Regions from separate parts of the Mus musculus genome. Here all the other regions are linked to region 1. The links are chromatin loops, found by intact Hi-C in ENCODE. Cell type or tissue: gastrocnemius. All regions are shown on one strand. Region 1 overlaps Maml3 (mastermind like transcriptional coactivator 3). Region 2 overlaps Maml3 (mastermind like transcriptional coactivator 3). Region 3 overlaps Maml3 (mastermind like transcriptional coactivator 3).

Evidence for each region. Peaks named below come from ENCODE experiments on the same cell type or tissue, not always from the same donor. Only the 100,000 strongest peaks of a DNase experiment are listed, where the experiment ranks them.
Region 2: it touches region 1 in a loop (2.8-fold over the local background); 2 of 42 quality-filtered maps call a loop at or near these places.
Region 3: it touches region 1 in a loop (2.1-fold over the local background); 10 of 42 quality-filtered maps call a loop at or near these places.

What each region holds. Positions count from the first base shown.
Region 1 is chr3:51,704,433-51,706,932 of GRCm38, reverse strand. All of the region lies in intron 2 of Maml3 (mastermind like transcriptional coactivator 3), which reads left to right. Among named protein-coding and RNA genes, the nearest start is that of Gm46803, 2.0 kb to the left of the region's middle. In gastrocnemius, a CTCF peak has its summit at 1,494 (motif pointing right); a DNase peak (open chromatin) is centred at 1,529.
Region 2 is chr3:51,839,341-51,841,840 of GRCm38, reverse strand. All of the region lies in intron 2 of Maml3 (mastermind like transcriptional coactivator 3), which reads left to right. Among named protein-coding and RNA genes, the nearest start is that of Gm46803, 130 kb to the right of the region's middle. In gastrocnemius, a CTCF peak has its summit at 1,256 (motif pointing left); no DNase peak of the experiment used is centred here; H3K27ac peaks cover 503 bases.
Region 3 is chr3:51,787,144-51,789,643 of GRCm38, reverse strand. The region is part of intron 2 of Maml3 (mastermind like transcriptional coactivator 3); the gene reads left to right. Among named protein-coding and RNA genes, the nearest start is that of Gm46803, 81 kb to the right of the region's middle. RefSeq lists an enhancer at 1-1,792. In gastrocnemius, a CTCF peak has its summit at 1,463 (motif pointing right); a DNase peak (open chromatin) is centred at 449; H3K4me3 peaks cover 1,059 bases; H3K27ac peaks cover 1,268 bases.

The DNA of each region.
Region 1 (2,500 bases):
AACCCTAACAACTTGAATTTAGTCCCCAGGACCCGAGTGGTCCTAGGAGAGAACTCACTCCTGAAAATTACTTTCTGGGCATCATTTGCATGTTTTACCTCACAAATACCCCTCCCCACCCTACCCCCACACACATACAGGCAGTAAACAAATTAATTAATTTAACTTAAAAATTAAAAGTGCCATGCATTTATAATATAAAAATATTAAAGTACAAAAGATGGAGCTGAGAATGGTGAAGCTCATCTTTAATCCCTGCCCTCGGGAGGCAGAGGCAAGAAGATCTCTGTCAGCTCAGAGCCAGGCTGGTTTACATATTGAGTTCTAGGCCAGCCAGGCCTACGCAGTGAGCCCTGTCTCTAATGTTATATATTATATACTGTCAGATAGGTGTGTGTGTGTGTGTGTGTGTGTGTGTGTATGGCTATATGATATTTCCTGTGACTCGTGTTGCAGAGATGTTAGGTTTTTCTCTGTCAGCTGCACACAGTGAGCTCCCTCCATGTGATTAGACCCCATCCAAGGAGGCATGATTTTCATTGACTGCCTCACATTCATGGTATGGATGTGCCATAATTTATTTAATCGAGCCACTATTGTTGCGCACTAATGAACTTTTAACCAATTTAGCGTTGCTTTGGTGGTGGAATTAAATGCAACAAAAGGATGGGAGGAAGTCTGTAATTTACATCAGAGGCAGAGGGAATGCACAGCCCTCAAAGTTGTGTTTCTAATGCAGGGTGGGATTGTGACTTTGGTCCAAGCACCGATGAGAAAAACTGGTATTTTTTGTTGTATTTTTATGCCCAAGAAAGTCCTTGGAAGCCTGACCTTTCCCTTGGTTGCTCTCTCACAGCTTCACAGAGTCCCGCCTACTTTAACTCTTTCCTTAATATTACAGGGGGCCCCACCAGACCCTCAGAGAAGCAGTCTGTTGGTACAGACATCTTCCCCCACACTCCAGATTGACTCAGGCTAGAATTCATCATGCGGAGTCAGCTGAATTCCACAAACATGCAGCTTGTTGCAACTGTGCTTCTAACTATGCTGGATGCTAGGGGTAAAGCACACAAACCTCTGTCCTCAAGGATCAAAGCACGCTGCCAGGAATGAGCCACTAAGAGAAAAAACTGCCAGTAAATTGTAACTTGTATTTAAGCATTTGGAAAGGTAGAACTTTCCGTGTCCCCATCTTACAGAGTTAGACTTGGTAGGATGTACTGTCAGACATATACCATGATCGAGAGCATGAAAATATGTTTGTGCGTGCTAAGGAAAGGAGAGGTGTGTGTGAATGCAATTATAAAATGAATGATGGTTATCTTGGAGTGCTATAAACAAGTGTTGCTTCTTTCTTTTTCCGACTTTCCTACGTTGCTTTTAAAACTTATGTGATTGAGTAGCTAAAAGCAAGAAAGCCAACAGCGTGCCTATTTTAAAGATTTTGTTTTTAATCACATATATATGCACGAGTCTGTCATGTGCGTGCAGGTGCCTGTGGTGACCAGAAGAGGGCGCCAGATCATGTCTCTGGAGTTGCTAGTGGTTGTAAGCAGCCTGGTGTGGGTGTAGGAACTGAATGTGTATCCTCTGCAAAAGTGGTACTCACTGTCAGGAACAAGCTAACTCTCTAGCCCAGCATGCATGTTTTCAGTACAGCCATCCCTCAGAATCTGGGGCGTGAGTATAGAACAAGCATCCCAACACAGCAAAGATGCTCATGTCTTTTATCTGAGCTATCATGGGATATACATAGGACCTACACAAACCTCCCATCTACTTTGAATCATCTCTAAACCACTTGTAATACCTTAAAAATGCTATCTAAATAGTCGTTAGTATTGTATTGTTTAGAGAAAAATGACAAGAGAAAAGTCTGGATGCAATTTGTTTCAGACATTTTCAATATGTGGATGAAAAACTTGTGGCTGCAACTTTTTGCTATCTTCGGTGTCTAAGTAGACATCATCTATCTGCTCATCGAAAATCTAAGGGGACCCAAAAACAAGTTTAAAGTCCTGGTCTCTTTTCCATAGAGCCAAGCTAGAAGGACAACACTTGTTCTACCCTGGAGATGTACTACACAATCAGGATCTGGGGAGATGGCTCAATGGATAAAATGCTTGCAAAGCAAGCCTGAGAACCCAAGTTCCATCCTCAGGGCAGAGACAGGAGGCCCTTGCTGCTCAGTCTGTCTACCAAACCCATGAGTTCCAGGCTCAGTGAGAAACCTAGCTCAAAGAATAATGTAGAGAACAAAAGAGTGAGACAGGCCACATCAACCTTTGTCTCCCTCTCTTTCTGTCTTCTGTCTGTTTCTCTGTATATGTGTGTCTCTCTGAGTGTGTGTCTGTCTCTCTGAGAGAGAGAGAGAGGGAGAGAGAGAGGGAGAGAGAGAGGGAGAGAGAGAGATCACTCCAGCAATAACAGTAATAACCTGAAGATGCTTTTATGCCATCAGAGGGTGTCAATCATGGTCCCATAGAGTCGCTGAGTTCCT
Region 2 (2,500 bases), 130 kb before region 1:
TCAAGGGCTCAGCAGCCTCCGGTGGGTGGCAGCCTCTGTGATGGACAGCGAGATGTAGGACCACGACAAAAACATCTGCTCTGTGATCAGGAAAGCAGTGTTCAGCGGCAGAGGTGAAGCAACGTGAAAATGTTTTGTTGGCAGTCCGAGAGCTCTAATACGTTAACCCCTTAGAGACTGTCATCCTGAACCGGAATGATCTATCGTTCCCCACCACCCTCCACCCAGCCAGTGTGTGCCCCCCCACCCCACCCCCGTCATCCTAATTTACCTGAGCTGACATTGGCCTCCCTTCAGATCCTTGCGCAACCCCAAGTGTGTCCAGTAACCTGGCTGCCCACACCCTGTCACCAACACATAGCATTTGTGAGCAGCCTTAGGGCGGCATAAACATCCAGTAGTGGGGTCGGGAACACCTGACCCCCTATTAACACATCAGTGAGAGGGGCTGGTGAGCTGGGCTTGTTTTCCAGGGTCCTGATGAGCTTCATTAATTATGTTGAGCAGGAAAGGTGTGCAGCTGGAGGAGCATCCACTTAGCTCTACATGAACGGGAATAATTGGCCAGTTGGCAGAGTGTTAAATTGGCCGTCTAGTGAGAGAAACTCGTGAATAAACACAATTTCTCCAAACCACTAGAGGCTGGTTTTGGAGGAGGGGTTCCCTCCCTGTCACCCTTCTAATAACTTGGGAACCTCCTGGTGTGGCCTAGCCTGAGAGAGAGAAGACCCTACCTTGGTAGGCAGGTGACATAGCCTGGAATCTGGAGCCACTTGGAAGCCAGAACAAACCCCCTGCTCCAGACCTTGACACTTCATCATCTCTTGGACCAGACTATAAGCAGGTTACAGATCCTCTCCAAACTTGAGGTTTTTATCTAGAAAACAAATAATAATAGTCGTATTAGAATCGTTACGTCCTTGTGTCTATAAAGCATTTTGAATAGTAGGGTGTTTCGTTTTGTGTTTCTTTAAAGTACTTTTTAAAAGTATCTAAAATTAAAGCTAAAAATAAAAGAGCTATGTTGGAAAAATTCTCATGTTATTTATGAATGGCTGTGTAACAAGTTATATTGCAAACTTACCAGCTTCCAGGGTAAAGGAGTCCAGGAATAGAATGACTGACAGTTCCTGGCCCTGACCTCTTGAGTTACACTCAGGACATCCCAAGGTCCTCTCAGGTTGCACTCAGTCATTGAGGCTGAGTTCACCTCTTGGCTCCACTGGGGTTGGAGTATCTGCTCTGTTAATAGCGCCTTCAGGTGGCCTCAGTGTGCTGCTACCCTGGCTGCTCTCCAGTCGTGGCGCAGACTTCTCTCAAGAGGATAAATGAGGGTAGATCGGGGTGGAGGCCTCAGTGCCTATCATGAGAACCTATCACGGCCCCGGACCTTCACTTTCTTCATTATTCCATACGTTAGCTGCAAGAGAATGAAGTCCAGTTACTCTCTAGGGAAGGACGATTAGACCCTCTCTTCAGAAGAGAATGTCAAGAATCTGTGAACATATTTGTGGACACCATAATTGCTGCGAGTGGCTTTTGACATTTCATAAAGTGGTCTTGGTAAGGGAGGGTTCAGGAAGGGGAGAGCTGAGCCGGCAGTGGTGAGAATGTGCTGTTACAGACGACGTTCTTGGCTTGAGGAGGACCGTTGATTCCAAGCCTATGAGACACAAGACATATCTCTCTCTCTCTCTCTCTCTCTCTCTCTCTCTCTCTCTCTCTCCCTCCCTCCCTCCCTCCCTCCCTCCCTTCCTCCCCTCTCTCTGATTTTTTGGTTGGTTGGTTGGCTGGTTGCTTTTTGTCATGGAACTCACTCTGTAAACCACACCAGCGTCCATTTCAGAGATCCTCCTGCCTCTGCCTCTGCCTCTGGAATTAAAGATGTGTGCCCCACCTGGCTGTACTGGGCATTTCTCTCCCTTCCCTTTAGCAGCCTCAAGGCTGATAATCAGGCTGAATACTGTATGCCTCACAGTACAAAATATAGTTCTATGGCTAAATGTGACACCCAGAGAGGACCTTTGTCTGTTAGTCACTCTAAATCCAAGTCATTGACAGGATTTTTCTGTTTCCTCTTTAAAATCTTTTCCTTTGCCTTATCATTTTTTAAAGGTATTTGTTGTCTCTGCCCCTTGTCCTCTGCTTGACAGGCTCCAACTCAGCTGTGCCTCTTACTTACATGGTAACTTCCTGCTTCTGGATCTTTCTGGGGCCACTATCCGCACACTCATTTCTCTCCACATTTGTGTTTATTCTTAACAACGCCTCAGAGCCCTCGGGTCCATTTCTTCTTCACATATGAATCACCTAGTAACATTCCTCCAGGAGCCACCTAACTGCACACCCAGCTGTGTTCACATCACTGCAGTCGTCACTGAGGAAGCAAAAGGCATGGCCCCTGCCCTTAAGACATTTCTCCTCTCCTACGAGCTGGATTTAAAAGATTGTATAAAATGATAGCAGCATGCAAACCCCTATTTATAGTCAAGAATGACAT
Region 3 (2,500 bases), 83 kb before region 1:
CAGTTGAGCGTCCCCCTGTCATTGTGGCTGCTTATAGCCCCGGTCTGGGAAAAGGTAAAGCTTAGGGGAACAGAAACTTGGCCTTTTCCTCATTTTCAGCTTTCCAAACCAAGCAGAGGCGGGCCATTTTCAACAGACACTACTGCCAATTAGAAGAGGCAAAAGACCAGCACAAAGTAGGCTCCCAAGATCTAGCCAGTTGAACTGAACCAAAACCATCCGCTTCCTGGGCCCCGAGAAGGTGCAACATGTCACAGGTCCTCAAGGAGAAAGGGGCTGGCAGGGAGGACCCCTGCATGAGAATTAAGACCTCTGTGACCCCCATCTGTTCCTCCTCTCCTCTCCCTCCTCTCCTGCTGCCATGGAGACCAGTCTGGAATGGCAGTAAGCCTTATGCCCCAGAGAAAACAATACAGTGTTTGAAGAGTGGAAGTTGGCCTCTAAGCACAAGCTCTGTCGCCCATCCCCCACAGCCCAGGATTCTTACAAAAGGCAGCTTTTTCCGCTAGAGGGTCAGAGCTCTGCTGTCCATCGATCTGCGTCCACTTTGTCCCTCGCTACTTCCGACTTGTTCATTTTTGAACTCACACCACACAGCCTGAGTGTCATGGGTCTGTTTAGTCGGAGAGGTGCTGATGTGACCGCGTCCCTTCTGCTCAGTGGCACAGAGCATCCCGCTCCTTTTTGTGTCTTTGAACCGCTGCTGTTGACTCACAGGCTGGAGCGGTTGGGCTGGGCTGAATTAGAAACAATGTAATCAACATCTCTATTTTTATCTCTGCTCTCTCCCCTCCCCACTGACTCACGGTTCTCTGTCTCAGAGCCCGGGATCTTAAAAGACTTGCATTAGATCCAGGGTGAATACGCACAGATGTGGTGTTTCTGCCATTCAAAGCCAGGAGTGGTTTTTCTTTTTCTTTTTTTTTTTTTCCTGATGCACTGGGCCCACACGTCAGTAGTGTTATTTATTGCCGTTCACTGCCATCTTCTTTGTGGCTGTGTTACAGCTCAAGCTGCCTTTCCCTCCTGAGGTCTAAGATAAATTTTGCAGACAAGGGAGGAACCCGGGTCTGATTTCTGAAATGAATCTTCAGAGAAAACTTCAGCACTGAACTAAAACTTTTAACTTTTCCCAGTTAATTCGGGAAGCCTGACCTGGAATCTACAGAAAGCAAAAACTAAATACAATATAGTAGTAGGTCCCCCCCCCCAAAAAAAAACCACCCCAACGATGAAGGATCTTTTTTTCCTGCCTAGACTTCTGCATGTTGATGTGTATTTTTAAATTTTTAATTCTATAGACATAGATATGCTAAGTGCTTGGAATTCTGAAGCCTTAGATTTGAGTCCCAACCTGATATTGCTTGCTATTTATAATCTTCAGCTGACAACTTAATTCCTATTTTTAAGATTTTTTTTGGTTTTATGATTATGTCTGCCTGAATGTATTTATATGCATCACATATGTGCAGGTGCCCACAGAAACCAGAAGAGGGCACTAGATTCCCCTGGAAGTAGATATACAATGATTGTGAGCCGCCCAGTGTGGGTGCTGGGAACCCAAACTGGGAATTCTCCAAAAGAAACACTCCTAACTGCTGAGCCATCTCTACAGTCCAAACATGTCATTTCTCCATGTCTTACTTTTCTGTTTTGTGAAATGGAGTTTGACCTCTCAAACATACGTTATATATCTTATAGAATTGTTCTGAGGATTAAAAAAAAATCTAACGAAAAAGCTTTAAAAATCTAGATTTCGTGAGGACTTTAAAACAAGGGCCAGCACATAACAATCTGTCCAAAAACAAATTAAAAAGTTGGCTATTTTCGTGCCTCAGGCCATATCTACCCGACTTAAGAAAAGTAATTCATCTTTAAAAGAATTTTCATGGGCCAGGGTGGTAGTTCAGTCAGTAAGGTGCTCAGGCATGGTGACCTATTTGGTCCTCACTATTCACATAAAAAGCCAGCCGGGGTGACCTGTGCTGGGAAAGAGGAGCTATCCTGGGACTCAATGATGAGCCAGCCTAGCCTACTTTATGAGCTCCAGGCCAGTGAGAGACCCAGTCTCAAGAAATCAGGTAGGCAGTGTGTGAAGAACATCCAAGGTTGCTTTCTGGCCTACACACACACACACACACACACACACACACACACACACACACACACTCTCCTTTAACAAGCACAGAACACCTCGGGATGTTGCCTTATCTATTCCAGAATTTATGAGCCATCCTTCTACAGAAACTAAGGGAACCCTGTGTTACAGAACGGACCTATTTTTCTTTCTAGCATAAGCGCAGCCTCTAACTCCCCAGTCTGCCTTTCCTAGAATTTTATTCTCATTTCATCAAAATTGGTTTTTGTGTTCTGTATCCAAGGGTACTTACACGTTCTTCTCCAGATAATTGTATTTTACATGCAGTGACTTTTTCTTGGCTTAGCTAATGTCACCTCATTAGACTAGACTCTAATGATGCTCTTTCTTTTCTACAGTGCA